2 separate regions of the Mus musculus genome follow, and region 1 is linked to region 2. The links are chromatin loops, found by intact Hi-C in ENCODE. Cell type or tissue: left cerebral cortex. All regions are shown on one strand. Each heading gives the region's core, and the rest is flanking DNA. Links, peaks and the distances in the headings are about the cores only. Region 1 overlaps Mpp6 (membrane protein, palmitoylated 6 (MAGUK p55 subfamily member 6)). Region 2 overlaps Osbpl3 (oxysterol binding protein-like 3).

Evidence for each region. Peaks named below come from ENCODE experiments on the same cell type or tissue, not always from the same donor. Only the 100,000 strongest peaks of a DNase experiment are listed, where the experiment ranks them.
Region 1: it touches region 2 in a loop (2.4-fold over the local background); 9 of 42 quality-filtered maps call a loop at or near these places.

What each region holds. Positions count from the first base shown.
Region 1 is chr6:50,182,270-50,198,363 of GRCm38, forward strand. It overlaps Mpp6 (membrane protein, palmitoylated 6 (MAGUK p55 subfamily member 6)), which reads left to right. Exons shown (of 13, transcript NM_019939.2): 10 at 1,441-1,602; 11 at 12,257-12,459; 12 at 14,245-14,373; 13 at 15,885-16,094. The coding sequence ends at 16,061. Among named protein-coding and RNA genes, the nearest start is that of Gsdme, 71 kb to the right of the region's middle. In left cerebral cortex, for the core only: no CTCF peak of the experiment used is centred there; a DNase peak (open chromatin) is centred at 8,307; H3K27ac peaks cover 208 bases.
Region 2 is chr6:50,283,228-50,299,145 of GRCm38, forward strand. Osbpl3 (oxysterol binding protein-like 3) reads right to left here. Exons shown (of 24, transcript NM_001347213.1): 24 at 10,100-13,934. The coding sequence ends at 13,838. Among named protein-coding and RNA genes, the nearest start is that of Gsdme, 29 kb to the left of the region's middle. In left cerebral cortex, for the core only: a CTCF peak has its summit at 11,121 (motif pointing left); a DNase peak (open chromatin) is centred at 11,103.

The sequences.
Region 1 (16,094 bases), core at 4,140-12,139, 100 kb before region 2:
AAGGAATGTGGAAACTATCAGGTTTATTTTTCTTGACTTCAAACTACCTCTGTGCTTAGTAATAACACAGTATTAAAAAAAGGACTTGTTGCCATGATAATGTAAGGATGAAGTGTTCTTACTGCAGGTTGAGTAGGGCAGTAAGGCTGGGTGGTGTGTTTCAGAATCACTCTGGTTTTATCATTCATTAACTATAGGAAACTGTATATCATTAAAACTTTTAGCTCGTTTTTGTAACTTTTTCCTTGACTTGACTTATAATTTGAGGCTATAGCCTACTGAAAATACTTTTTTATCTAGCATTTTATTTTATGTATACATTTCAGAATCTCCGTACTTAGACGTGAGTGTGCTGATGCTAGAGGTGGCCTACTCTGCCTATACAAGTCCAGTAGCCAAGCAGGTGTCCTGTGCCCTGTACTTCATATAAACTTTTTGTGTAAATCACATGAACTATAATTTGATTGATATAAACTGTAAGATCATTATTTTTACTGATAAGTTGCTAATAAGACGCCTTTAGTCCACAGGTTCTCAACCGTTGGGGTCGTGACCCCTTGTGGGTTGACTGACTCTTTTAAATAAGAGTGTCTTACTCAGGGTTTCTATTCCTGCACAAACATCATGATCAAGAATCAAGTTGGGGAGGAAAGGATTTATTCTGCTTACACTTCCACATTGCTGTTCATCACCAAAGGAAGCTAGGACTGGAACTCAAGCAGGTCAAGATGCAGGAAATGATGCAGAGGCCATGGAGGGATGTTTCTTACTGGCTTGCTTCCCCTGGCTTACTCAGCTTGCTTTCTTATAAAACCCAGGACTACCAGCCCAGGGAGGGCACCACCCACAATTGGCCCTCCCACTCTTGATCACTGAGAAAATGCCTTACAGCTGAATCTCATGGAGGAATTTCCTCAAGGGAGGCTCTTTTCTCTGTGATAACTCCCGCTTGTGTCAAGTTGACACACAAAACTAGCCAATACAAAGAAGTTACCTAAGAACATTGGAAAACACAGATATTTACATTACAATTCATATCAGTAGCAAATATACAGTTATGAAATTGTAATGGAAATACCTTTATGGTTGAGGGTCACCACAACATGAGTAACTGTATTAAAGGGTTCACAGCATTAGGAAGGTTGAGTACCTCTGCTTTAACGTAGAGAGTATTGATAAATGTGCATAAAACGCTGGGATTTTGTAGCTCAGTAAATGAGTATCTGAGGGCAAACGATTGGGGACAAGCATTTAAAGTAAGGTATAAGATAATGTCTGTACCCTACAAAATTTGTAGAAACAAGCCTATGTCATACGTGCACAATTCTAGTAATAGTTAACTATCAAGGCAAGAAGACCACTAGCATACAGAATACCAGGGAATGTTTTTACATATACAAAGTATAACTGAATATAATTTCCTGTTACTTTCACATTTAGAGTTTGATCGTCATGAAATTCAGATCTATGAGGAAGTAGCAAAAATGCCACCCTTCCAACGGAAAACGTTAGTTTTGATCGGAGCTCAAGGTGTGGGCAGAAGGAGCTTGAAAAACAGGTTCATAGTACTGAATCCTGCTAGATTTGGAACAACGGTGCCATGTAAGTCTTCAGTTTCCATTGCTGCTCAGAAAGAGGATGGGTATATGGAGAAAAGGATTACTACTAATGAACACTAGTTCCAGATTAGATTTGGTTATGCTAATGAGCATGGAAGAGTAGGTAGTTCTGGGTCCACACAGTTCTGTCTTAGGTAGTGCTGCCCGCTTGGTGCTCAGCAGTAGCTTCATCTGTCAACTCTACATTGCAGAAGTGCTGAAGACAAATGCATACATTTAAGAGTTGTGGCAGATTACATTCATTTGTGGTTTTTTATGGAACTATTATCCATTTATTTGTATTTTTCAGCCAGTGTAGTATATTTAAAAGAAGACAGCCTACTTACTAGATGCTCAAACACTCAGTACACCAGTGGCTTTGTAGATTTCGGTGGTCTGGTTTAAGTTAAAGCCCTCAGCCCTGAAGGATCCTAAACCTGATATTCTGAAAGCAGGTTCTTCAGAAGGCAGCGTTTACCAGACTTGGCTAAGACCGTGTGAAATGATGCTGGTGTGGAGGAGGCCCGTGTAGGCTCCGGCTCTGGCTCTGACTTTTCACTTTGTAATCTTAGTTCTCCCCTAGCTTTTGCATGTTCACATAGAACACTGAGTGATGTCAGAAATGGAGTAACTGGAGCGTTCAGGTAATTGCTGATGCTATGATACCTGCTGCACATTTGACCTCTTGGAGAAGCCTGAGGAAATGGCCTCTCAAGCCTCTCTCCAGAGAGAAGAGAAGGATTTGTTTCCATTCCTGTTTTTTTCCTTGGCTCTGTTGGTATTTTCTTCTGTAACTATTATCCATGTGTTTGTATTTGAACTCATGGTAGGATGGAACAGCATGGTAGCAGGAGCGTGTGGAACAGGATGCTCTTCACTGGGTGGTAGACAGATAGCAGAGTAAGGGACCCAGGATAAGGAATAGCCTTCCTAGGCATTGCCCAGTCATCAGCTTTTTCTGAAGGGCCAGTTCCTAAAGCTCCCCCCCGCCTTCAGTGTAGCACCACCACTTGGAGCACTTCATATTCAGACCTTACAACTTACACTTATGGACTTTTTAGTCCTACAAAATCACATTGCCCAAAGCTAATTTTAATGTACAATGACTTAAGAGTGTCATAGTATTTGTTTTTGTTTATATTAGTTTTATTTTGGCTCTGTTTTATTTTAGAGATTTTTTCTATTATTTTTAATTAGTTATAACTGTGTATTTTATATTGTGTATGTGCATGTGAGTGTAGGTGCCACAGAGACCAGAAGCATAGGACACCCCCTAGCCACCGCCATTTGAACTTTATAGGCAGTTGTGAACTGCCTGGTGTGAATGCTGCGAAATGAACCCTGCTCCTATGGAAGATCAAGTGCTGTTAACTGCGGAGCCATCTTTAGTTTTAAAAATATTTTATTTTTTACTCAGTAGCAGGCTCCCTTTCGGTGTTTTCATGGCTATCTGATTTGGGTTGCCACTTCTCCCTCTCCCTGTCCCTGCTCGGTGCTCATAGCCTCTGCCTCAGGATTCTGTTTCCACACTCTTACCATATGTGTTCTGCTCCCTCTCCACTTCCTTCTTTACATCAGGTTTTTCTCTTTTTAACTATGTACCTTTTCTAGTTTCATGACCTCTGTCCTCACACATTCCCACAGAAAACACACACACACCACAACTAGGGTCTGGAAATGAGGAACAGACAGTATTTATCTGTCTTAGCTTGAGCTACCCCATTTATTATCTTTTCCAGCTCTGTCCATTTTCTTGGAAATTTCACAATTTCATTAGAACCAAATAAAATTGTAGTGTGTGAATGTACATTTTCATTACCCATTCATCAGTTGCTAGGCATCTAGTTTGATTTCATCCCCTTGTAATTGTGAATAGAAAAGCAATAAGCATTGATGACAGAGCCCTTTGGGTACACACCTATGAATGCTAGTTCTGTTTGTAGAGCCGTGGTGTGTGGGTGGGTAGATGCCTCCCATGGAGGTGTGTGTGTATGCAGAGGCCAGAGGTTCATGGTGTGTATCTTCTCTTATTGCCTCCTTCCTGGGGCTTCTGAGGCAGTCTTTCACTGCACCTGGAGCTCATTGTTTTGAATAGGCTGAAGGCCAGGAAACTCTAAGGATCCAGCTGGTTAACATACCGTCCCCACCACACTTCCCAGACAAGCCCCACCTGTTTGTTTGTTTGTGTGTTTGTTTGTTTGTGGGTATTTTCCTTCATCTGTGACAGTGTACCACATGCTTGCCTGACGTCCACAGAAGCCAGGAAAGAAGAGGCTATCAGAGTCCCTAGAACTAGAGTCATACCTGGATGGTTTTGAGCCATGATAAGGTGCTGGGAATTGAACCCAGATCGCCTGTAGAGAGGCTAGCGCCCTTAATTACAGAGCCATCTCTCCATGCCCTGTGCCCAGCTTTTGTGGGTGCTGAGGAACCAAACTCATGTGACAAGCACCTTGTCAGCTGAAGCATCTCCCTGTCCCACTTTATGTTTCTTGCACTGATGGCCGTATGACTGCACCAGTTTGCACCGCCACCAGCAGTGAATAAGGTTTCTCCTCCTCCAAATCCTCACCAGCATTTGCTGTCATTGCTCTTGATGGTAACCACTCGCACTTGGGTGAGATAGAATCTCAAAATAGTTCTATTTTCCATTATTTTGGTGACTGAGAATATTGAACACTTGTTAAAATATTTATTGGTCACTTGTATTTCTTCTTTTGAGAGTTGTCTGTCTCATTATTACATTTATTGTTTGGCAGTTTAAGTTGGGATTTTTGGTATTTAATTTTCACAGTTCTTTATATGTATAATCTGAAATGTATCTGGCAGTGATTTTATCCTATTTTTTTTTCTGACAGTTCCCTTTGTTATGTGGTTTTTTTAAAAAAAGATTATTTTTAACCACTTTTAATTTTTTTTATTTTATAGGCTTTTCCTTCTGAACATTCTAGAATGTGCCTGTATCTCAAACTGTGTTCATTCTGCGCTCCCTAGCCGTTTCACCATTTCATGTTTGAAGCTAAGGTCCTTGGTCTACTTTGTACCCCTTTACTGTCTTCTGTCTAGTGTGTATTTTAACACCTTTATCAAAAGTTAGGTGTTCATAGCTCTGGGGGTTATTTCTGGGACAGCGGTATATATTCTCTTGCCTGTTGTGCCAGTACCATAATGTCCTCTATTAGAGTTTAAAGTTGAGTAAACCGTGTCCCTCCAGCTGGGTTCTTTCTGCTTAGAATTGTTGTGGCCATCTAGAGTCTTTTCTGTCTCTCTGTTTGTGAATTGTGTTTTCTAGTTATATGAGGAATGGCGTTGGACTTTCTATGGGTTACATTGACTCTGTATTACTTCCGGTTTGTAACCACTTACAGTGCCGCTTTGCTGCCCGGGAGCAGTTTTTCCATTGTTTGCACCTTCAATTCTTTGGTTCATTTTGGTTTTAAAGGATTTTTTTTTCTCCTTTGAACTATTTAACCTTTTCACAGTTAATATATTGTCATATTAACAAAGCTGATTCAACAGTAACAGTAATAAATCTATTCTCAGAAAACAGGCTAGCATTAACATGCTTTCACTGGCACAGCTATGCAGAGGTGGTCAACTTTCCCATCTGTCTGCTCCTGTCTCTCTCTTTACTTTCTTAGTTATTGCTTTCTAAACTTGTGCTTATTTTTTTCCTTACCATCTTCATTCAGATGAAATCCGCATAGCGTTTTCTCCACACACTTGGGTTTCTTGGTTTTAGCATGTTCACATAGCTGTGCAAGTATTTCTATTGTCGCAGGACTTCTACAAGGTCCTTAGTAACAGCCCCTCTCATTCCTGAATTTAGTAAATTTTTTTCTTAGTTTTCCCAAATATTTGTCAATTTTGCTCTTTTCATATTTTTTTGTATCATACATTTTATTAATTTAATCTTGTTTTCTTTTTTGTTTGCTCCTTGGAGTTAGGATGAAGTTTTCTCCTGTTATCCCGGGTAGAAAGTTAGGTTATCCACTGGAGATCTCCTTTTAACAGACACATTTATGCTAGAAATTGCTCAGTAGGTGCTGCTTTTTGCATCTTATAATTTTGCTGTGGTTTATGTTTTTGTTTGCATTCATCTCAGAGTCATTTTTAATTCTAGAAATAGATTAATGTAATGAAACACTTTTTCTCTTCACCACAGAGGCTTAGAATGTAATCTGAGAATAAGACAGTTGTGCAACACGAGTCAGTTAGCTGGAGCTAAAACCGGCTTCTCACATGCTGCCTGCTTGCAGCTTTCTTCCTTCCTAGCCATATATGAAAACTGTCACTGAGATGAGATAGAAACTGAACCTTTGGTCAAAAGGAAAAGTGAAAGGAAAACTAGCGGTCCTCTGCTCTTGGTGCCTCCGCTCTGACACAGACTCCTGTGTGTTTTGTCAGGTCTTTCCATGTAAGCCATCAGTAGGCCTCAGTTAGCCATCTAATGTTTCTTCTTGAAGCTTACCACAGTGCTGATAATTTTTCTCTGCTAAGACACTTTTCTAAGGCTTCAGAGTCCCTCACGAGTATGATGGCCGAGCTGTACTCTATCAGAAGTAGAGACAAAGATATGCTACCAGCACCCAGAAGGGCTCTTGGCAGCTCCATCAGTAATGACCACTCTCAAAGTGTTTGCTATTTTTAGTTTTGATTTCTATTTTTTTTTTTTTTAGTTGACCCGTTTTGGAGTACATTATTTAATTTTACACATTTTATTTTTCCAGATTTTCCTGTTAGTGATGATAATTCCATTCACTTTGTCCAGAGACCATAGGCCTCATTAACTCCTTAGGGATTTTTTTATAGCCTCAGATATAACCTATCTTTGAGCGTGTCACTTGTTCTTGTACACTGCGGGGAAAAGTATTCTCCTCTTGTTGACTGGACTGCTGCCTTGATATGTTCTGTGTAGCTGCCCAGGCCTTCATTTCCTCTGTAACCTTCTGTTCTCTCCATCACTGGAAGCCTTGAGGTCTTCTGCTCTTTTGGTGACGTGTCCATCTTTCTTTTGCTTCATTTCTGTTTTGTTTCATGTATTTGGAGATTCTACTGTTAGGTGCTTAGATGTAAGTAAGCATCTTACTTCTAACGAATTGACCCTTTTGTCGTTGTAATTATTCTTCATTGTTTCTACGATACCTTTCGTCTCCCTGTTGGTCTGCTCTGATGTGAGTTTGCAGCTGTGTCTGGGTCACTGCTTACAGGGATGTCTTTCCATCCTTTACTCCCAACATACCAGTCTCTTTAAGTGTAAGATTCCTTCATAAACAGCATATAATTCGATCCGTTTTTCCAATTTGTTGTGCCATTCTCTTCCTTTGAATTTGCCTGTTTCCTCTTTAAGTACAGCTCTGCATTATTGTAAATATATAAATCAGTTTCTTACCCTTCAAATATGCATCAGGAGAGTTGCATCTTGTCTCTGTGTCCTATTATTGATACTAATGTTAGTCATTGACTATGGCATTTGGTAGTGTTTTTTTTTTTTTTCCCCTGCAAATCTGTAGTTTACACTTAAGCAACCTGTTCAGAGATACTTTGAAACACTGCAGCTGTTTTCAGCAAACTTGGATCCAGTGATTTAAGCTTCTGTCATTAACTGAGCACTATAAAAGCTTTGGAGGAATATCTGGCTACTCTCACTTCATTTGAGTACACAGATAAGGTTTACTTCCTAGTGTTCTGACCCATGGTATTTCTGGCAGCTAGTAAAAACTGCTTTGTTGAATGATTGATCTCAGGGAGGACAGACTGGGTTTTTATCAAGCCACTGGTGCTCTGTGTTCCTTTTCCCTTCTTTGCTTTCAGGCATCTAGAAGAGTCAATAACTTTCTAGTTACTTTCATTTTCATAATTTGTAATTTTGTTAAGCAAATTCATTTTTAGGAATTAAAAAAAAATAGGCTAGTTCCCATCAAAACTGAGGCCTTGATTCTAGTTTCCACTTACCTCGCAGCTCCTCTTGATCTACAGCACAGTGGCTGCACTGGGACAGGTGGGGTATGGCTTATTTTATTACTTGGTTTGTGTCCTTTGCTGCTGCTTGAATTTCTATGGGCTATGTTGTAAGGAGTGAGTGCCAAAAGGAAAGAGAAGTGTTGCATAAAAGATCTTGCTTGCTGGAGTTCCATGTCTTGAATGTCCAAATAGTATCTCTTCAATGCCTTTTTTTTTTTTTTTTTTAAGAATCATTGAAGATTTCCACACTACAAATTTTTCTGGCCAAGGGCATTAGAATTTCTAATTATTTTCTTGGAACTGTGCCCCAAGATTTTATACCATAGCTTCTGTGATCTTTCCTTAACTGGTTCCAGGAAAACACACTCACAAACCTCTCTACTCCCCAAAATACTAAAATCCAGGAATATTTCAAGTTCCATAGAATTTTGCATATAACCCATGCAAAACCTTCTGTGGATTTAAGTCCTGTGAATTATTTATGATGCCTATATATAATGTTAAGTGGTTTATAAATAGCTGTTAGGCTATATTACTTAAGGAACAATGAGAAGGGATAAAAATCTGTTCATAGTCAGTGCAGATAGATTTTTGTTTTTCCTGAATTTTCCCATTCATAGTTAGCTGACAAGAAATACAGAACTCATGGATGCAAAGAAGCAGATAATGTATTTCCTCTTACTGTCTTTCTGTGTGGAACACCTTCAGAACAGTCCTGGGAGGCAGGCTGGCTGGCTTTCAAACATGAGCACACACACATGCATTAGCCTAGAGGAAAAGTGTTACTTGTTTTACCAGCAGTGGGAGTACAAACCACTGCTATTACATGCTACCATAGGCCTTAAGTGTAGGCATACATTTTTTACAACCTACTTTTAATAAGGATTCAACCTCTCTTCTAGCCCACCACCCAGCAGAGGTAGTGGAAGAGAAAAGTCATTAGAATGTGGGGGAAAGTGGACCTGTTCAGCAATAGTTCTTTGGGGGTGAGCTTGATCTTCTTTGGCAGCAGTTCAGTCCCATAGCAAACACCAAATACGACTCAGCAGCTGCAGACCGGTCCTCTAGACAGGCAGACACCAGGGATGAACCAGCAGCCGCAGTCCATTCCTTTCAGCACGCAGACACCTGGCAGCTGTAGTTCAACCACCCTGGAGCAAGGCCACAGAAGCAGCAAGCTGTCACAGGAACGTCACTTAACAGTTCTTCGGCGAGTTTCTCTCAGTGTCAGAGTTATCACAAGTTAAGCTCAACAATGCTATGTAAGGTGAACCAATACATGCATGTCACATCGCAGAGAATAGCGAGTCAGAGCAAACCAAGGCTCAGTGCTCATTTCCCGCTGTCCATGGGGGTTCATATTAATACTTCTTCATCAAGTGTCCTTTAATGTATTTGCTATATCCAAACATCCTTTCACCTGTGTCTGCCTCAGGAAAATAGTCTTTCATGTGTTTGCTTTAGCAAAACAGCCTTTCACCTGTGTGCCCCAGCCAAACATAATTTAGCATAACTAACTTTCCAAAGAACTAGAAGTTTCCACTTCATTTAAGCATTCTTCTGGGAAAATAAATTTACTATGTGGGAAAGGAAAACAATCCATTCCTCCCTGACCTATGTTTCACCACTCATTTGGCTCCTTTTTAGATATACATAAGACGTGTTTAGTAGATGCCCCAGGACCAGGAGGATTGTGTTCTGGTAAACTGCCAAAGATAGACTACATCCTTAATATCTTAGCATCTATTTAGGATTCAAGTGAAGTCTGGGAGTAAAGTTAAGATTCAATTAAATGCTTGCACACTTAAGGAAAGCATTCAAAAGTTTCTAATGCTGATTTTGTGCTGAAAGAGTCATAGTGGCCTTATTAAGATCAACCCTGCATACTGCCCCCAACTTGCGATTCTAGGCTTCCCTCTGGGTCATTACTCATCAGCATGGCTCGCTGCCTGAAATACTCACCTCTTATATTTTCACACACTTGGAGTGTACTTTCTGTTCAAGGAGAGCCTTCTCAGAAACCCCACCTAGCCACTGAACTTAATGTAGAGTCTTCAGTTACCTAGAGGTTGTGGTACAGCACCTAAACTCCACTTCTCATTTGGAGTAAGATTCGGCAGTTCTTACTGTCTGCTTGTTGGAGTACATGTGACAAGAAAAGAGATCTGTATGTATTTTGTTCTTCTTTGACCTGTTACCTAAACAAGTTTCTGTAGTAACAGAATGCCTGTAAGTATTTGATGATAAATCATGAGCTTTTCCCACCAGGTCATCAACATTTCTATATAAACATAATCTTATAACTAAACAAAAAGCTGAATTCAAAAATAGACATTGAAAACTACAAGTAAGTACATGAAAACATGTTCAACATCATTAATCACCAAGGAAACCTAAAAACCTCAGTGTACTACTTCATAACCGTTCAGATGACATTGGGAAGGGGATTACACCATAATGGGATGGAAGAGTTATTTAAGGGACCCAGTTTGGAAAGATGGAAAACTCTGGAAATAGATTGTGTGCTGAGTTACTGGTTGCACAACAGTCTGGATAAACTTTATCCTATTGAGTGGTAGGTAACTTCAAAATGTCTAAACAGTAACTTTTGTGGATGTTTTACCATGATGAAATTTTTAATGTGATCAATAGCTTCTATTTATATAAGAATAGAAATATATTAAAGTACCATATTTTTACAAATCTGTTGTTCACTGCTGATGGACACTTATGTTATATCCCTCCCCTGGGGGCTTCGGGTAAGGCTGCAATGAGCTTGACAGTTACAGTGCCTCTTGACCAGAGACTGGGACTGTGTGCTTGTCTCTGTGAAATGCTGTAATACACACTGGCAGGGGAGGTTGCTGCATTGTGGTCATTTGTTATCATTTTTAAGTACATTATAGAAAAAAGGAGTGTTGTATCAGGAAAATAAGCTGTAAACCCTGTTTTGTTTTATTTTGTTTTGTTTTGTTTTGCTTTTAGTATCCAGACCTTGGGTTTGGTTAACACACAAAATGTTTCTTTGTTGATTCTTTACTACTAAAATTGAGAATCTTGCCAGTCTTAAAATTTCACGTGTAGGAAGTGAAATTGTTCTGTGATAAGCCTAAGGAGTAAGGGCAGCCATTCTGCTCGCTCCCTTCTGAAAGTGAAAAGACGCTTATGTGGCAGTAGCTTTCAGTTCTCTGTCTGTCTGTCCCCTCCTCTGCTTCCTCCCTCCTTTTTGATGTGTCCAGTAGAGAGTGGAGATATAGTCAGAAATCACTGGTATACATTTTGCTATGAAGAGGGAGTCTATGACTGAACTGGGAAGTGATGTGTGCATTTACATATTCAGTTCAAACATCACATTGATGGTTTCAAAGCAGGCTTTCACCAGAAGATGTGATTTTTAAGTTAAGTTGCAGACAGTGAACCAAGTCCTTGTGTAAACTTGGAAGATTTTAAACTCTCTTAGATATTTTGTGGTATGACTTTGAAATTTCACAAACAGGCAAGTTTCAGGACTTTTTTTTTTTTTGAGTGTAGAAACCATCAAACTATTTTGAAGATTGTTGAAATTAAATAGCAGAGGATACCATGTTGTACACAATGGTCTCATTACAAATTGGACCTTTACGTTTACCTTGAATTTAAAGTTCTTTTTGTTCCAAAAGTTGTCTTGGTGTCTTATGCTTGCTACCCATAATTTAACAGTCTGCTGATTTGTTTTTGGGTTTTTTACTTATATCACTTATTTTAATTTCACATGCTTAATGATTTGCTCAGATATTTTCTATTTACTTAACAAAGTAGAGTTCACTCAACTTAGATTCAGGCTAACCCTAAAATACTATAAAAATTATTTTTCTTCCTCAAAGCTACTGTTAAATTTGGCAAAGATGTGAAAGGTAGAAATAATTCATTCCTAGCATGAATGGCCAGCGTGACAGGCCTGAAAGCATTCATAGATTTACCTACTACATCAAAGGATTACCTACCACTGGATTTGGAATTTGAGTATTCACTCTGATTTAGAAACCATAGGTCAGAGTAGAGAGGCTAATGCATGGTGCTTACAAAGTCAAATATTTCACATTTGGGACTATCAATCAGAAAGCAGGACGCCAAATGGACGCTTAGGGCTTGAGGAGAAGAAAAAGACTAGACGTCCTCATTTGTGGGTAGAATTGCACTTCAGAAAACAGGTGATCCTCCAACAAGAATAGGTGACCTTTGCTCGCTTCTGGGTAATCACTGAAGAAATGCTTAGCTGGCCGGAGAGTGGTGGCACAAGCCTATAATACAAACACTCAAGAGACAGGGGCAAGTGCATCTCTGAGTTTGAGGCCAGCCTGATCTATAGAGTGAGTTCCAGGAGAGCCAGGCTACACAGAGAGATCCTGTCTCAAAATACCAAAAAAGAAAAGAAAGACATGTTTAACCAGAAAGGAGGGTATAATCGAATCTTCAAGAAAAAGGAGACTGCATGCATAAGGAAAAGGCAGCATGAAGACTTCTGGATGAGTATGCTTAAAGTTTCAAGGTGAATTAAAAGTCCCTTAAAATATTCTTCTAAATTAGAAATCAACATGCATTCCTGTTCAAGGGCCATACATACATGTTTGTAACATAACGGGAAGGAAAACTTGGACAATGGATAGACAATCATACATTGCCTCTTGCACGTTTTCAACCTTACTTCATTCTAGTTACTTCACGGAAGCCAAGAGAAGACGAAAAGGATGGACAAGCATATAAATTTGTGTCCCGATCAGAGATGGAAGCAGATATTAAGGCTGGGAAGTATTTGGAGCATGGGGAGTACGAAGGAAACCTGTATGGAACCAAGATCGACTCTATTCTCGAGGTTGTCCAGACTGGGCGGACTTGCATTTTGGACGTCAACCCACAAGTGAGTTGCATGGATCCCAAAGCTGCTGTTACTTTCTAGTTTCCTGGGGAGTTTTCGTCTGTGTATTTAGGCTGTGGGAAGTGTGCTTTATCTAAGTAGACATGTGGTTCTCTCTCAACTTCATTATGAGTCCATAGCTAGATACATAAATAAATGTCAATCAGACAACCAAGGCTTGGGTAAAACCATGTGACTGAACCTGCAGAAGTGCAGTATTTACTTGATCAAGTATTGAAATGTTATGTTGGGAAATGTTAAACTTAACTCAAGGGTACAAGATTAGAATACAATTAAGCCATTCCCCTTTCACTTCCCAGACGCACAGACCAGAGCATCCCCTCACTCACTCTCACTCCTGGCTGTCTTGCTCAGGTTCCTGTCCTGTACACTCAGCCCAGCTGCACTTTCCCATTCAGAGATAGGTCATATCTTTTTAGTCATTCCGGTAGGCCTTAAGTATGTATACCAGAAGTTTCTAGTGTTTTTTGTTTTTTACATAAATGAAACAGTTTTCTGTAGATTCTTGACCTTTTATTGATTAACTTTGCCTTTGACAATTTCTTACATGTGAATAAAATATTCTGACTGCCCCTCTCTCCTGCCTCTCTCCCATCACCATCAGCTTCCCCACCTCCTACCAGAAGTAGCATTTCCAGATCCCTGACTTGTGCTTAGTTTTACAGTTCCTTTAGTTTACTCAGGGCCATCTGTGTGAACATTGGGTTAGAACTATTTGCTAGAGCTCTGTAGAATCACAGTTCGAGGCAGTGACTCCCCTACTCCTTGAATCTATCAGTAGTGAATAATTTAGTAGTGTGGCATGAGGTCCTGAGCCCTCCCACCACCCTGACTATAGAAGAGCTCATTCTTGTGCAGACCCGGTCCGGCTATCCACAGCTATTGGTTTTCATGATTGCAGTCACCATGTCTTACTCAGAAGATGGCATTTTAAAGCCCTTCCTGCTATCTTCTGGCCCTTAACTTCTGTTCCTTTTGTCTGCAGTGTCCCCAAGTCTCAGAGGGGATGGTATATAAATCTCCTGTTTCAGGCTGAGCATTCACCCACCACTTACTCTCAGCACCTGGTACAGCCATGAGTCCATCCGTAGTCACCACTGCCCACTAGAAAAGACACTTCTGAGTAAGGCCAAGAACAGCATTTATCTATTGGTATAAATAAATAGGTTCAAAAGGCAATTTGGTTCTGTGTTGATTTATCTTTTTTATTTATGTTTTTTAAAATCTTTCCATCTTTTTCTGTGTAGTTATTTTTTTATTATTATTTGTAGGTGCTGTGCAGTATGAATTTTGTAGTATGAATGAATATTCAGTAAGAGAATCCTACAGTTAACAGATTATGTATCTGGCTCACTAAATTTTATACCTTCTTTAAGAGGACAAAAGAGGGCTGGTGAGATGGCTCAGTGGGTAAGAGCACCCGACTGCTCTTCCGAAGGTCCGAAGTTCAAATCCCAGCAACCACATGGTGGCTCACAACCATCCAGCATGAAATCTGACTCCCTCTTCTGGAGTGTCTGAAGACAGCTACAGTGTACTTACATATAATAAAAAATAAATAAATCTAAAAAAAAAAAAGAGGACAAAAGAGCAATGACACTTGATTTTACAACAAAATAAATGGGTTGGCATACTGTGTGAAGTTAGGACAGGGAGCGCAGGCAGTAAGTTATGTCCGTAAGCTCAGGAAGAGACAGATAGACTTCAATTTATACTAAGGACCAGCACACTGCACATTCTAACATTATATAAATACTCTTTGCACAGGCACTGAAAGTGTTAAGGACTTCTGAATTCATGCCTTATGTGGTGTTTATTGCTGCTCCAGAGCTAGAGACCTTGCGTGCCATGCACAAGGCTGTGGTGGATGCGGGAATCACCACCAAGCTTTTGACGGTAGGCGGCTCTTTCCATGTTAACACCTTTTATTTTCCCTTTTCTTTTGAGAGTGCTTAATCCCATCTAGTCATGCTTAGGAAGTCACTGCTCTGTGTAAAGTACAACAGAAGGAAAATTGACTTACTAGATGTACTTGAGGATTTTAAACAATTTTTTTTTTGTAATCCTTTTGTCTCTTAATTTAAAACAGAACCGATTTTCTTTTATAAAATGAAAAGAACCAGTGCTGGAGCATGTACACTGTGGCCTTCCCGTCTCATCCCTGTGCACTCCTGCACACTGTGGCCTTCCCGTCTCATCCCTGTGCGCTCCTGCGCACTGTGGCCTTCCCGTCTCATCCCTGTGCGCTCCTGCGCACTGTGGCCTTCCCGTCTCATCCCTGTGCGCTCCTGCGCACTGTGGCCTTCCCGTCTCATCCCTGTGCGCTCCTGCGCACTGTGGCCTTCCCGTCTCATCCCTGTGCGCTCCTGCGCACTGTGGCCTTCCCGTCTCATCCCTGTGCGCTCCTGCGCACTGTGGCCTTCCCGTCTCATCCCTGTGCGCTCCTGCGCACTGTGGCCTTCCCGTCTCATCCCTGTGCGCTCCTGCACACTGTGGCCTTCCCGTCTCATCCCTGTGCACTCCTGGGCCTTTCTTGATTCCTTGTTTCTTAATGTAACTGCCGTTTGCTCAGTCTTCTAGTCACTCTGTTGGAAGTAGATCGTTTAAAAGTTTTTCTACCTAAGTATGTTCTCTTCTAAAGTACCTACATGTTGCAAGTGTTCTATTTGTTCTTCGTCTGTCTTTTCTACCAAAAAGCAGGAGCCCTTTCTGTTTTATTGTTATCTACTGATTCCGAAACTTTGCAAACATGAGTAGGATCCCAGTTCATATGGGTAGAGCTCCATGTGAAGGGGATACTTGTGGGAGTGTATGGCAAGCTTCCCTTGCTCGTGCAGAAGCCCTCACTCAGGTGCTCCACCCACTCGGTTGTTCCAGACCAGTTGGTAGTACTTGGTGGGATGCAGACAGCAACTCCACAGAAATAAAGCTGGAGTCTATGGGGTGTATCTGGCACAACTTAGAGTTTTCACATCACACTGTTAAGATTCTCTGTCTTTCTAAATGAAGGGGGTAAATTGGCTTTGAGTTGAACAGCCAATACAAGTGGGGGTCCAGAATTTATACAGACCGTATAAGATAACACCTATTTGGAAAGGATTATATAGAAGTCAGCTAGAAATCAACTACCTGTCTTGTCTTAGACTCACCTTAATAGTGTTAGGAATTTCACTCTACAGCTACCAAAACAGAATGTACAGAATATTCATAAGCCATGGAAGTAGATGGAAAGATGCAACAGGTACAGATATCTGGTAATACCTCCTTCGGCACTATATAGGATAGATTTTTAAGAACTCGTATCTGAATTCCAACAGATATCAACGCCCTTATTTCTTAATCCACTTTAGATCTGAACAAATCAGTATTTATCACCATGCAAACTTCTTTTTTTTAAACCTTCACAGGACTCTGACTTGAAGAAAACAGTGGATGAAAGTGCCCGAATTCAGAGAGCATACAACCACTACTTTGATTTGATCATCGTAAATGACAATCTAGACAAAGCCTTTGAGAAACTACAAACTGCCATTGAGAAACTGAGGATGGAGCCACAGTGGGTCCCAATTAGCTGGGTGTACTGATGATTCAATAAGGTTAACAACAGATAAATAAAA
Region 2 (15,918 bases), core at 7,919-15,918:
AGAGTCTCAGTGTAGCCCAGGCTAGCCCCAACCTGGCTGTGTAACTAAGGACAAGTGCAATTTCAGATTTTCTTGCCCCAACCGTTTGAGTACTGGATTAGATTCCTGGTTTGTGCTCTGCACCCAGTTTGATTCTTTTCTTTTCTCTCCTCTTTCTGTCTTGTAAATTTTGATAGCGCTGAGGACTAAACCAGAGTTTAGGGAACGATGGACAAGCACTGCTGTGCCATACCCCCAAGCTTCTCCCTCCCTTCTGAAACCACACGGGGGTGCAGGGGTCTGCAAGCAAGAGGCCTTATGAATAGAACTGGGGCTAGGATGCACAGCCCCCTAAGCTGTGGACAAGAACAAAGAATCCTTGGGGAAAACTGAACGACTTTCCCCTCTCCCTGGAACATACACTTCCTGTCAGTGTCCTAAATAATACAGTATAACAACTGTCCACAGCAAATAGTGTTCTGTTAATTGTGTTCTGTTAGCCATTGTTATCGATAGCTTAAGAGAGGCTATAAGCAAATGCTGAGCCATTCTGTATGAGAAACTTGAGCATCTCTGGATTGAGGGATCTGTGTATGCCCTGAAGTCACTTCCCTATGGATAGCAAGGAACAACTATATACAACAGGGAATACAACCCTGAAAGATTTCCTCCTGGATCTATCACCCCTTCCAAGCATCCTACAAACTAAGCTACACCCCCAGTTTCCGTCCTGCAGTCTTTGGGTAGAAAGGGAAAAGATGTCTTTTTGAGGACCTCTTTGTAGATTAGGATGGACTCCAGTGTCTTTCTAATCCCTCATCTTTCTTTGACAGTTCTGAAAATCTCTGGACTTTCCAAGGTCACAGAAAGATTCAGATGCCATGCATTTTTCCGGTGTCTAACACAGCCTCTATTTGCTGTTCATTCAGTTTTTGAGTGTCCTTTTGTCTTTAATTTCCCTATCTTTAATTTCATAGGTGTGTGTCTGGGATGCTCAAAAGTATTCAAAACATATGAGGTCAAGGTTGAGAGCAAATTATCCTGAAGTTTTTTTTTTAATTAAAAAAAGTGTGAGTGTATGTGTGTGTGTGTGTGTGTGTGTGTGTGTGTGTGTGTGTGTGTCTGTGTACTCATGTATACATGGGTGCCAATACCCACAGAAGCCTGCTTCTGGATCTCCTGTTATAGGCAATTGTGAACACCCCATGTGGGTGTTGGAAACATAACTCAGGTCCTCTACAAGAACAGTGCATACTTCTAATGACTAAGCAATCTCTTAAGTTTATGACTTTTAGATAGGGTCTAATATGCCCAGGTTACCTTCAAACTCATTCAATAGCCAAGGATGGCCCTGAACTGATTACTGATTCTCTAGGCTCTACCTCCCAAGAGCTAGACAATGCAGTGTGGGGGATAAAACTCAATGTTGTGTGCATGCCAAGCAAGCAATCTACCAACCGAGCTACGTCTGCAGGTCCATCCTGCAGGCTTTAAGAAGGAGTGGACAATCTGTCTTTCTGAGAGACTTGAGAATTAGAAGGGACTTTCTCATCCTTCATCTTCCTTGTATCCTCATCCCAGTTGCTCCAAAGGTGTGGTCCTCTCACGCCAATCTCTACTGCTAGCATTCAATTGCTGCTGCACACAGACTGTGTCACGGGCAGTTGTCACCCTTCCCCTGCCATCCCTCTCCAACTCTCACACTCACTTCCAGCTTTAAAGCTGTGTGCTCACAAACTCCCTCAAGCTTACTGTTGTGGTTTAGATGTAAAGTATCCCCCATAGGCTCATATATTTGGACATTTGTTCTCCAGATGGTGGCGCTATTTTGTAAGACTGTAGAGCTTTTTAGGAGGCAGGACCTCAGTGGAGGAAGTCAGCCATTGGGTGCTGGCTCCGTTTCCTGTTTCCTCTCTGTATCCCAACTGCAAATACAATGTCATCAGGTGTCCCACAGCCCTGTCACTATGCCTTCCTTAGCATGGTAGACTATATCTTTACACTGTAAACCAAAAACAGCTCTTTTTCCATTCGGTTGCCAAGTATTGGGTCACTGTCATGAAAGAGTAACTAGTCCATTTGCCCAATTTCCTTGGGAAGATCCGAGGGATGGAACACAGCCCCCGGTTGTCATGTGTACAAATAAAATCACAGAGTGTGTGGAAGGTGTTTCTAAACCATTGGGAATAAAAGAAACTAAAGCCAACAGCTAAGTCTTCCACAACAGGTGATCCTGGAAGACACATCTCTCAGGTTTCCTTTTCTTAAGATATCACAGCTCGTCAATGAAGGTAGCCCCTTTCCTGAAGACTCCAATGCCAGGCTTTATGGTCACGTTTTCCTCTCTTGTTAGAAAATATTATGTGGCCACCATATCTAGTTCTAAGAAGGCAGATAACTTACTTTAGATTCTCAGCTTAGGAACAAGGAAAAAAGCTAAATTTAGATCATCCACTATGCGTTCAGTATATAGTTAGATTACTTTTGCTGTTGTTTTGACACAAAGTCTTACTATGTAGACCAGGATGGCCTCAACTCACCAAGTTCTGTCTGTTTCTGGCTCCTGAGACTAGAAATAAAGGTATGTGCCACCATGACCTGCTAGATAGCTTTTGATATATGTTATCTGATTAATTTCTATATTATAAAATGAAGATGGTTATATAATAAGATTATGGTCCACTTAATTTGAAAAATGAGGCACAGAAGAACAATAATTGTCCTAGTAATTATATTTTTAAGAATGCAAAAGTGGTACTAATGTGTAAAATGAGTAGAATTCTATGGTACCTCAGAGTTGCTGTGCTAGGCACATGTTCAGCATCCCAGTACTTGGGAAACAAGAGAAGGATGGTAAGTTCAAGGCCAGCCTGGCTACGTGGTAAGTCATAAAACAGTCTGGGCTACATGGGACCTGTCAAAAAATTGTTTAAAAGATTGAAAGGAGATATCGGGAATTCCTGACACATTACTGGCCCGTCCAACTCACCAGTCCAAACTAGTTCTTAGAATCTGTGCTACAAATGAAGTATGATAAGGATGAGATTCTAGGGACCAGCTATGGTAGGTATGGTTAGGGTATTTACAAGTCTCAGAAACAAGAAGATATGGGGAAGGGCACAGAGACACAATTCTGTGTCATCTACACTGTGGTCGAAGTCCTGTGTCACCTATGTTCAGACATCCAGTTCCTGCAAATGCCAACATGATAATTCTAAATCTAACCCATTTTATGACCAGGTCTTTTAAGACTTCACCAAGATTCACCATTTCAGTGCTGAAAGATTACAGTTAATGCCTTAGTGAAAACCTATGTGGCCATCATAGTTCTGAGAAGCACCTGAGCCTGGTGGTCAGGAACCATGGGGCATCTTTCTCCCTGTGCCAGTCTGATGCAGACTGTGCCCTTCTCACTCTTAAAAGGCCATAAATTCATCCGCGTGTGCGTGTGCACCTATGCTATGGTTTGGGTGTGAATTGTTCCCCCACAGGCTCCTGTATTTGAACACTTGGGTCATAGCTTGTGGCACTGTTTTGGAAGGTCACGGGACTTCTTGGTCCATGGAACCAAAGCTCAGCCTTTCTCCATGTCCCTTTCCATCCTGAGAGTCCACAATGGAGGCTGCACCTTTACAAATGGCTTCAGGGTCTTTCTACAGGACCTCCAATTCTGACACATGGTGCTACAGGACCTCCAATCCTGTCACATGGTGCCACAAGACCTCCAATCCTGTCATATGGTGCCATAGGAACTCCAATCCTGTCACACGGTGCCAAGCCTCAGCTGCTCCCCACAACCCCTTTGTGCCTTTAAAACCAATGCCATGTGGGAGCCTCACATACACTGCCAAGTCTGGTCGTCATCTCGAGATGGTCCATCTGGACCACAGTGAGTGTGTGCTCACCCTGAAGAAATAGTTCCCAGAAGACTTCACCTCAATGCTGTTGCCTCTTGTTAACTACAGCTGACTTCACAGGCCCCAGCTAACCAGCCTCACATGTCCCAGGAACAACAGATTCACTTCAGTGGCCCAGAGTCTTGTTAATCACAGCTAATTCACCCACCCTAGTAAAACAGAAACCACATGCTCTTAATTCAGAATATCATCCGAAGAGCCCTGAGAGAGTTTTTCCTTCCCTCTGAAACATCACAAGCCAGGCGTCTGCTGACGGTATTTCCCTCAACTCGCTAATCCTCCAAGCTCCCACAGAACAGCCCATTAAGTTTGGCACACTCAACGGCTTTTCCAAATCAAAGTTCCAAATACTTCTGCAATCCTCCCCCATACCTCATGGTTAGAGTTGTCACAGCAATAGTCTTGCTCATTTCTCCATGATCTAAAGTGATTGGGGAAGAAAGGGTCTTATTTGTGTGTTTGTTTGACTTACTCTTTATCACTCATCCCTGAGGGAAGCCAGGGCAGGAACTGAAGCAGAGACCACGGAAGTAGAATACTGACTACTCACTGCCTGCTGTCCACAGCTTGCTCAGCTTGCTTTCTTACACAACCTAAGAACACTTGCCTGGGATGGCACCACGCACACCCCAGGCTGGGCCCTTTCACACCAGTTATAAGTCAAGGAAATGGCCCACAGGCCAATCTGATGGAGGAAATTCATCGCTTGATGTGCAGTCTTCCCAGATGACTCCATCTGTCCAAATCAACAGAGTAACCAGCACCTCCAGGTTGGATTTGAACGTTCAGTGCCTCCCTGCCTCAGGTTACCTAGCACTGGGGTAGTAGGCATGTAAATTTTCTGTTCCTTATCTTACATTTTGGCTCTTCGAGTCAGTATCTGCTATGTAGCTAAGGCTGGCCTCAAAGCTCGTAGCAATCCTCCCGTCCTATCCTGTAGAGGCATGTACCGCCATCTCCATGCCCAGTAAAATGTCTATTTCTAAAGTAAAATGTCTATTTCTAAAACTAATGAGTGCCAACCATTTTATTGTGTTGTTACATGATTTTATAATTATTTAAATTTTAACTATTTTTTAAAAGTAATTGCGTTAGTTATCCGTTTTGACACAATATCTGAGATGCACACATTAAAAGAAGAAAGGGTTTGGCTTGTGATTTCAGTCTCAGCCTATGGTCATTCCACCTTATTACTTTTGGACCTGGGGTGAAGTTGAAGAGCCTAGTGAATGGGAAGCTGGGGGCAGAGGAAGCAGTCACCTCACAATAGCCAGGAGGCAGGAAGAACAGTGGAGGGGGTGGGGCAGGGAGGGGCTTGAGTCGTCATATCACCTTCAAGGGCCTAACACAGTGACTCAATTCCTCTACCAGCCTCACCTCTCAGAGGTTCCACTACTTCCCAATAGAAGTACGGCCTAGGAACCAAGTCTTCAAAAGACTGGCTCTGGGGGACATTTAGGAGGCAAACAATAACAGCAACCACACATCTTTATGACTCGGTAAATGAGTAAGAACAACTGCCAGGAACAGCATATGGGTTCTGGAGTTTTCCTGGACTCTACCAAGCTGGTTTCTCCGCCCAGGTTAAACTCTTACATGTGAAGAATGCTAAGTATTTTAACCAATCAAACAAAACAGCTAAGACGTGAACACTCTGAAATTGCCACAGAGATGATCCTTCTTGCGTGCCTGTGATGCCCCAAAGCCTGGCCCTTTATCTGGACCCCAAGGCACACTGATTAAGTGACAGGCTTTCAGGGACACTTCAGAGAGCAGAAACAGAAAATGCCACTTAGGAAGTGACTCTTTGGAATTCTGGTTTGTTGTTTCATTAAAGATTTACTTTTTTAATTTTATGTGTTTGAGTGCTAAGTTAGGGTTTTACTGCTGTGAAGAGACATCATGACCAAAGCAACTCTTAAACACACAACATTTAATTGTGGCCGGCTTATAGGTTCAGAGGCTTAGTCCACTATCATCACAGTGGGAAGCACGGCAGAGTACAGACAGACATGGTGCAGGAGAAGGAACTGATAATTCTACATCTTGGTCCACAGGCAACAGAAAGTGACTGGATTCTATACTGGGCAGAACTTGAGCATAGGAGACCTCAAAACCTGCCCCAACAGTGACACACTTCCTCCAACAAGGTCACACCTATTTTAACAATGCCTCGCCTCCCAATAGTGCCACTCTGTGGGTCAAGCATTCAGACACGAGTCTATGGGGGCCATACCTATTCAAACCACCACATTCCACTCCCTGGCCCCCACATGCTTGTAGACATAACAAATGCATTTAGTCTAACTTCAAAAGTCCCCATAGTCTATCACAGTCTCAACAATGTTTAAAGGTCCAAAGTTCAAAGTCTCTTCTGAGATTGATGCAATCTTTTAACTGTAATCGCCTATAAAATCAAAGTAAAGAAACCAGATCACATATTCCCAATATACAGTGGCACAGGATGTAAATTACCATCTCAAAATGGAGGGAAGGGAGTGTAGTGAGGAAATACTGGACCAAAGCAAGACCAAAAAACCAGCTGGGCAAACTCCCTGCCATATATTTGGCCCCAGTGGCTTTCCTTAGATGTGGAGAAAGATCCAACGCCTCTTTCAACACAATGGCCTCTCTGGACCTCCATGCAGGGATACCCCTGATACATTCCTGGCCTCTGCAACTTTGCTTAGTATCAGAGGGAAATTCCATCCTTGATTCTAAAGACGGAATCATGTGGCTGAAGCTGCCACGTTCTGCTACATGCTGAGGCCAGAACATGTCCCCTTGTTTAATTCTATCTTCACCAGCTTTCTGTTTGCCATGGATTCCTTAACTGCCTATGTTTGACTGTTCTGAAACTTGTTCTGTAGACCAGGGTGGCCTTGAATTCAGAGATCTCCATGCCTCTGTCTCCCAAGTGCTGGAATAAAAGGTGTGTACCACCACCACACCTGGACCTAAGCTTTTCTTTAATTCCATTTACTTATAGATCTTTATAAGCATGGCTACTATGCCTCAAGATCTGGATTAAAGATGTGTGTCAATTAATGGTGTGATGAAAAGCATATGGCATCCCACCTCAAGATCTGAATCAAAAGCCCTTGTCTTTCAGCCTCAAGATCTGGATCACAAGTGTGTCCTCTATGTCTGGACTGCAGTTCATTCTAGATATAGTCAGGGTGACCATGGAGAATAGCTATCACAGTCTGCCCCTTGGCAACTTGACATACAATCATATCTTCTTACATCCAAATGAAAACAATAGCCCTATCATAATCATGATATAACTATCCCTCATACAACCACAAACAAAAACTCGGGTCATAATAATGCCTAATATAATATAACTATCACTTGTACAACTACAAACACATTGCAAATTTGGAATAGGTGTCAATGTCCTTTGGGGAATATATTTTGGTATCTCAAACTTAAATATGATAATTTGTGTTAAAGAAATTGAAAGAAAACACAATTATTTGTATAAATACATTCTTAAAATACAACAGAAGTACTCATGTCAACTATAATCCTCGCTTCTGTAACTGGTCATGTGGCTTAGATGGTATTTATAACTACCTTCCTCTACTACCCATTCTCTATTTCCTTCATCCTCTGCATGCAGGTCTTGGATCTTTTCCTGGGGAAGTGAGCCACACCTTCATTCCTGATGGGTCTGTGCCCTTTGTCATCCTGCTTGGGTCAGGCTGTTGCAGTTGCCCATTGACTTTACTCACAGGACACTAGCACTGAGATGCCCTAAAGGATCTCCTACACTCACGACATCATCTTTCTTACCTCTTGAGCCAGGCGGCCAAAGTTCAAATCACCCTCAGCACCATTGACTTCCATGTTCCTACTAGGATGGCTAATTAAGCCACACTGAAAGCACTCTACTGCTTTCCTAATCCAATGTCCCCAAGTCCACATTCCTTCAAACAAAAACACGGTCAGGCCTATTATAGCAATACCCCAGTCCCTGGTACCAACTTCTGTCTTACGGTTTTATTGCTATGAAGAGACATCATGACCAAGGGGACTCTTTTTTTGCTTTGTTTTTGGATTTTTGTTTTTTGAGACAGGGTTTCTCTGTGTAGCCCTGGCTGTCCTGGAACTCACTCTGTAGACCAGGCTGGCCTTGAACTCAGAAATCCACTTGTCTCTGCCTCCCAAGTGCTGGGATTAAAGGCTTGTCCTCTTTTTTTTTAAGGCTGTAGAAAGACTGAGAGATCGGTTGTATTTCAGACATGGTAGGCTGCAACAAGAAAAATAGGATCTGTGGACCAAAGGCATTTGTACTGATGTGACAGGCAGGCCATGATGATGTTATCAAAGGAATCCCAGTGGCTTAGTAAGAATGGAAGACTTGTTTTGTTTTGTACCACTGGCCCGAGTCTCTCTCTCTCTCTCTCTCTCTCTCTCTCTCTCTCTCTCTCTCTCTCTCTCTCTCTCTCTCCCTCTCCCTCTCTCTCTCTCCCTCTCTCTCTCTCTCCCTCCCTCTCCCTCTCTCTCTCCCACTCCCCCTCTCCCCCTCTCTCTCATTCTAGTAGAACATTCAGAGCTGATATGGCAGCTCAATAGTGTAGGTTGACCAGTTATCTCAGTTTATCTAAGCCTACAGCAGCTCCTGCTTAACAGGACTCTATGATAGAACAGAGAATGACCTGGGCAAAGCAGGATGGGTTGTTTTGCTTTTGGTGTCAGGCCCCTCCTATCTCTTCCCTGTCGCTGAGACCCAGACTTCCTCTAGATTCATCACCAATTTAGAGGAACTGCCATTCGCTCTCCGTGGACCATGTGGGCAATGTCTGACCACACTCTGATGAGTGACTAACTTACTAGCTTGCCACCAGATGCACGGCTTCTAAAGGCAGAGAAATGTCTGGGTTTAGAACTCTTCCTTGCTCCATAAATGTACCTCCCAAGACTCCATCACAGCAGCAGCTGGGGCCTCCTTACGTGCAGCCCTTTAAAAAAGTTCCTGAGCAATAGCTGGGCACGGAAGCACACACCTGTAGTGTCCACCCTGGGCAAGAAGTGAAACTCCTTTGCAACCGAATCAAAAGAAATTTGTTCCTAGGCAGCAGAACAATTGTGTCCCAGACCCATGGTGGTGCTAAAATGCTGATCAATACTGTGCCCTGGGTTGCCTAGGTTTGAAATACCCGGAGAAAAATTGTGTGTGTGTGTGTGTGTGTGTGTGTGTGCGTGTAAATTACTCCGAGGACCTTAACCGAATTTAAAGAGTCTTAATTAATGTATCTTTCTCAGTCTCTGAGTTTAAATGACAGCAAGAAGAGCCTCCTCTCAGCTCATTAAAACCATTACATGAATGGTTGATTTGAGACCTAGGAAGGGACAGCTCTTCCAGCCAGTTCTGGATTGTCTAGCAAAGTGGCATGTACCTTCAAAGCCACACTCCTGATGGGCCTCCTTTCTGGGAGCTCCATTTGCCACTGAGGCAGCATGGGCTTCTTGTCTTGTTAATCTCCCATGTTTCACACTTGCTCTGGGCCCTTCATCTCATTCTCTTGAATCTGTTGGGTTGGCCTGTGTTATGGGAACGCCAGGTGGGGAGACAGTCCTGGCTTGCTCATTACTGATGTCCGTGAGTACAATGGCAGGGGTATAGTAAGAACGTGACTGAAGATTTAAACTTGAGGTATATTATCCAAACTGTCTCCTCAGTTGTCTGGATCATGATGCTTTAATACCAACATGAGCAAACAGTGGCCAATAATTTCAAAGTTCTTAGGCTGCTTTTCAGATATTCTTTAGCACCACTCTATTGTAAACAATGCTGGGACACACCAACTTGAACCAAATGGAGTTCACTGGATGCTCAGGGACGCACCTTAGAGAGGGACGTGCATAGGTCAGTCACGATTTGTATGACTACACAGGCATAATCAATTAGCACTCTTCCATTTCATGTTCTGACACAGAGGAAATAGTATTTCCATAGCATAGTAAGGTGGGTGGAGTAGGGGATCCTTTGGCTTCTAGTGCCTATTCCTAGAGCTGAGAATGCTGGGAAATGCCAGGAAGAAGACTACAGCAACCCAGGTCTTCCCAAGTCACTGTCTCAGTGTGCATCACTTTAGGTGAGCAGCTATGTTCTTCTAGACAGACTCTAGCCAGCATCTTGCTGCCTTTCCGTCAACCACAGCTACACACAGCCAGGAAAAACAAAGACAAAGGCAGCCTTTGCTGTATTCTTTATTCTCAGTCAGTGAGCTACACAGTAGGGCAAGACAACAAACTAAAAGGAGCCGCTGGAGAATCGAAATGGGAGTGGGGAGTGGGGTATGATTTAGATTTTACAAATGGTTAAATAGAAGATTTACAAGTATCATTTTCCCCAAAACATGTCCTGTGGGCTAACAGAGGAAGATTAAAAAAAAATCATCACAAATGAAGCGAATGAGTCACTTCTGACAACTGTATCCCCTAAACCCAGTTTCAAAAACAAGCAAACAAAAAACTGGCTTGCACTTTAGACCATCTTGATTTGCAGACACATTTGATAAGGTTTTCCAACAAAGATAATCACTGATTCGCAGGATCGATACAAGATAGAAAACAGAGCGTGTGAAAATAGCTTTGATCTACTAGCAAAAATAGATTTATGCTGATGTTGGTATTAAAAATAAAGACATTCGAATAAATTCTGACCAAACACTGTAGCCTGTATTTCTAACTAAGATCACGAGAGCAACTTAGAGCCCTGGCTGGTAGCTCGAGGGTGTGAGGACAGTATCTAATAGCTACAGTCCCTCAGAGAGAGTGTGTGGTGTGCACAGTAGGCCTACATTAAGAAGCAAAGTAGCCCTCACCTCTATTTTTGGCTTGACTTCTTTAAGGGTAGACTGAAACAATGCATCATAAATCTGACAAATACAAAGGAAGACAGTGCTAGAAGGCTGAGCAAATGATTTATTGGAAGTAATTAAAAATAGGATATGAGGAAAACAGAAGCCTAAGTGGAGTTAACATTTAAAAAACTCAGTTTGTGTAGTTTTCCATCAGGAAGCCCCCAGAGGCACTGGAAGGCTTGGGGATTGCTGAGGCATTCTTGCTACTTAGTAGGTAATTGTATTTATGACCTAGAGTGAACCCCCATCTGTTTAGTACAAGAACCCTCCTGAGACTGTTGAATGGCAAGCTGTTTAGTTAATACCAGGCTCCCCCTAGTGTCTCAAAAAGCACACTGCATTCCATCTCTTTAGTTAGTACCTGACCCCTGGTGTCTGGGATGTGAACTGCCAATGTTTAGTTAGTACCAGGAGCATCCTAGCATCAAGATGTGAACTGCAGGAAGAAGCTGCACTGAGGCTTTTATTACGACAGGGCCTGTGGAGGGAACTACACTACTCCTTTGCCACACTGAAGATACTCATTCCTTAACGATACCTTGCAGATCGGGGTTGTGAGTACTGAGAAGGTGCAGTTTGTGGTTAGCACAAGGTCCTGCTACTGGGAGAACATCTGTGACTTACCATAAACTTGAAATAGGATAATTAGAATGAAAGGGGCTGAAACATGCACATCAAATGGTGCAGCGATTGGCATTGTGTACTGGAGTAAGTCAGGAGTTCAGAAAGATTAAACTTTACTTAATTCTTCTCGAAACAATACCACAGTTCTGTTTTCCTTATGGAAACATCCAAGTTCTAGACACACAAACTCGGAGGAAGAGTGTGTGAGACAGAACGAGAGGAATGTAGCAGCCTCCTCCCTCCAGCAGGGAGTTTTAAGATTCACATAGCAGCATGCACCTCCTGACCATCTACATTCCGAAAGCCCTTCATCCAGACACGGGCAGTGACTTACAGAGCTTGCACATGGTTCTGGAACATATTTTTGTTCATGCTTCTCCCTGATCCAAATAAGATGACTACAGAGGAGACATTTGGGTCAGCTGTAGGTGTGGATCCAAATTAAAGCTTGAAGTCAACAGAAATTATACCACGAGATACTTTAAGAATGTTCAAACAACTGGCTGTACTGATTCTGGGGATACATTCTCGATTTTGTGGGATTTTTTTTTTTTTTTTGTCATTTTCCTTCTCCTTTGGGGCGGCCTCTCGAGCAGGCCTACTTCACAGTCAGTATTGCTGAAATCCCACGTGTCCTCTCGGGTTTGTTTCCCTGCCGAGATCCCTGCTTACATCTCCAGCCTGTGGTCAGATGTGGATAGCGCTTGAAAAGGAAAAAAAACAAAACAGGAACTAAAGAATCGCCGCACCACCCAGCTGCTTAGAAATGGAAATGAGATTCATGCTGCGTTCATCTTGGTGTCTCCACAACATGGAAAAAAAATGAACCAATATTTAATGAGTTGCTTAAAATGACAGTCACTTGTAGACTCCAAAGACTACTGATTCACCTTCAACACTCCACTTGTGAAAACTTCAGCAGTGCAGTTGGTTATCTGGTGTGACACAGGTCAACTCTGGGAGTTGGCTCTTTCCTTCTATCTTTTAGATAGGTCCTGGAGACTGGACCCAGTGCCAGGTTCACACAATAAGTGCCTGTGCCTGCCGAGCCGATCTCACTGGCCTCCCAAATTCGTTCTATAGAAATCTCTTTACCCTATCATTACACGCAATGTTTCATAGAACTGCTACAGACATCCGAGTCAAAGGCTTAACAATCAGACTTTGGTTTTAATGTGCTCTGGGCAGAAGTCAGAGTTGTTTTGATAACACAATTCAGCTACTGTGCACATTCTATTATCATGATTTAAAGTAAGACACTTATAAGAACAACAGTTTCCCTTTGGTAGCTCCTGTCTGAGACAGATGCAGAACTCAGAGTATTACAAATAAGAAGAGAGTCAAGGAAAGAGGTAAACCCTTGCAGCTTTCTCAAGAGGACGACATAGAAGAACAGCAATGTTTGTCTATAAGGCAGATGGTCAAACTGGCTATACAAGGTCAAAAGGGCGGTGCTCGGTAAGAGGTAGAGAGTACCAAAGCCGTGTGGAGGAACAACGCTGGGTTATTTAAAGCCACCAGTGACTTCGCTGAAGTTTAGAAGGTCACACTGCCGTGGGCTGTTACTGTTTATACTAAATGAGAGACATTTCATCCTCAATAGGGGCCAAAAAGAGGGCTTGCAAGCCAGGGGTGGAGCAGGAAGCTGAAAGTAGTTTCTTAAATTTTTAAGGATTCAGCTCTTACTGAGGACAAACGAAACGTCTGCTGCCTCCCTAGGACACCATTGGGACACTGAATTAATGGAGTCTTCTCTGATGAAGGCAACGTCTCTAGGCAAGCTGGGGGCAGTTTTATACACAAGGCAACAGAAGTAAAGGGAGGGAAGTTTGCACTTCTGGTTGCTTGATGCCCACCTTATATAAAGAATATGCATCTCACTAACTTTATACAGATTTCTTAACCAGGAAAATGCAAATGAAAACATTCTTGGTACTTCAGCACCGGCAGAATTGTTCTGTATGAGCAATCGAAGAGCTGTCTGAGGCGAAAAGATATCCCAGCTACCAATTAACCCTGGGTAGCTATGCATGGGTGAGTATCCCTGGGTGTTATTATTTCTTAACGCATCTGGGACAATTTTTTTCCAGTGTGATTTTATAAGGCATAAATTTGAAATTTCCCCCTTACCTCTGGAAAATTAGTGTTAAATGTTTTTTTTTTTGTAACCCACACATTAACATTCAATCTTTCATTTTTATTAAATAGTTTATATATATAAAAAGAAATACCGAGGTGTTCTACATTCATATAAACAATCATGATAACACTTGAAATTTTAAAGAGACTTACTGAAGAAAATATATACTTCAGCGCTTACAATGCTACGCTAAGCACAAGTGATCATTCTAGATGCTATCTTTTAAACATACAGACAGCTGTGCGCTGCTTCCGGAAGCAAATGTGGGCAAAGTTACAGGAAATCTCCTTCTCTTTTACATTTCACCATAAGACGGGATGGTCCAACTTGGAAAAGCCAAGGTCTTTCCTCAGTTCCAGGTAGGTCCCATTGCTTACCCAAGCATCGTCACTGGATTTCCTGTGAGAGATGAGACGAGACAGCTTCTCTTAGAGTCCGCTATGACCTCCTCTCTCCCCCTCCTTCCTTTGCTTGCCCACCATCACTCCAGAGAAATTCATTGTTCTTGTTTGGGTATTTGAGTGGTGTCCAAAGACTGACAAACATTTTTTATTTCTGATATATACTTAAGCCTGGAAGTTGGGAAGGTGGTGCTTCTAAAAGGATGCCCCCTCTGTATGTGTGTGTGTGTGTCCCCATCCACCCTCTCTCTGTATGCTGTACATCAAACAAGACTGGACTGATAGCCACCACACTGGGAACAACTAAATACTACCCAATCAACCAGGCTGATCGAGGTCAGTCTAAGTTAGCATAAAGCCAAATAGAATGAACAAAAAGGAACTGGACCGTAACAGTCATGAGAGAACTTTTGGTTTAGGGCTCTGGGAAAAGATCATCTCCTACATAGATAGAAATTCAAAGGGCACAAAAGGATCCAGAGCCTACCATTTTCTGGTTAGCCCTACCTCCCAGCCTCACGTCTGCTTCCGGGCAGTGATGGTGTCAGCTTTCTTCTGCCGGAGAAGAAGCTACACACACTTGGGCTGCACACACACTGCCTCCTCTCCCTTCACAGGCCTGGGCGGTGCTCTAGCCTTGGGTGGTTGACACCACAGTCTCTACTGGAGCTCACTGACACAGTAACGCGTGTGATGTCTGTCTTCACTGTCCCTCTGTGAGCCAGCACACTAAGGTCAAGGACCCAATTCAGCCTCCAGTGCCTGTGTTTGTGACGCTGGGACCAAGTCCAGGGTCTCATGAATGCTCTCCAAGAATTCTATCAACAAGCCACGCGCCAAGCTCCACATAATCTTTGAAATATTGTTTTATTAGAACACAGCCCTACCCTCTTCTTGAAATATTATCCATGGTTGCTTTCATGTTGAACAACTGGGCTAATTGCTGAGGCCTTGTGGTCTGCCAAGCCAGCAGCATCTGCCATCTGCTTATTATGGGTAAGCTTGTTGACCTCAGCCATTGGGGTTCCCATCCCTTTTTAGACAGTTGAGGGATATTCCATTGTGGGTATGGATGACACTTGCCCCACTGACAGGCAGTTAAGCCGCCATTATCTCCATTAGGAATAAAGCCTATGTCCTTAGTGATATTTTAGTTATTTTTTTCAGAGGCACGGTTTTGATTTTGTTGTCATTATTAACTTGCCTAGGCTGGCCTTGAACTTGCAATCCTCCTGTCTCAGTCTCCGGAGCGTTAGGATTACAGGTCTGTGTCACTGGGACTGGCTCTCTCAGTATTTTGGAATATAGACCTTTGTCCTGCTGCTGAGATTAGTCCGTACAGCCTTCCAAAAGCTGCCCCTGTTGTCCACACCAATAAATAAACCTGGGGCCACACCAAACAATAAACCACTGGCTGTTGGACAGGAGTGGACCCTCCAGTCTGCATCTGCTACAAAAGCTGCAACCAAACCCCCAAATCACACCGAGCTCTGCCAAGACTGTCAGGAGGGGCAAAGGCCCCATCTGGAAGATTCCACCGGCTCCTCATTCAACTCCTGTGTTCTCTGGGCTTCTGTTTCTTCTCAGTTAAAATAGGGAAGAGCGGATAAACAGCTACAATTGCTCACAACCATTTTACAATTTTAAGTATATTTTAAGCAAGACCCTCTCAATGATTGATTGATTGATTGATTGACTGGGTTTCACAGGGTAGCCCAGGCTAGACTCAAACTCTTACCAATCTTCTTGCCTCAGCCTCCCTCGTGCTGGCATTATGAGTATGACTGTAAGTCACTCATGCCTAGCTCCAGAAAGTTATGTGAAGAGTGAAGACCAATCAGGCCTTCCAAACTCAAGCACAAGTGTATTGGAACTGCTGATTCGAGGCCCAGGTACTTCACATCCTACAGCAGGGCTGTCATCAACTAGCCTGTCCTGAGAAATCTATCCATGCTAGCCAGCAGCCTCAGCTGCAAATGGGA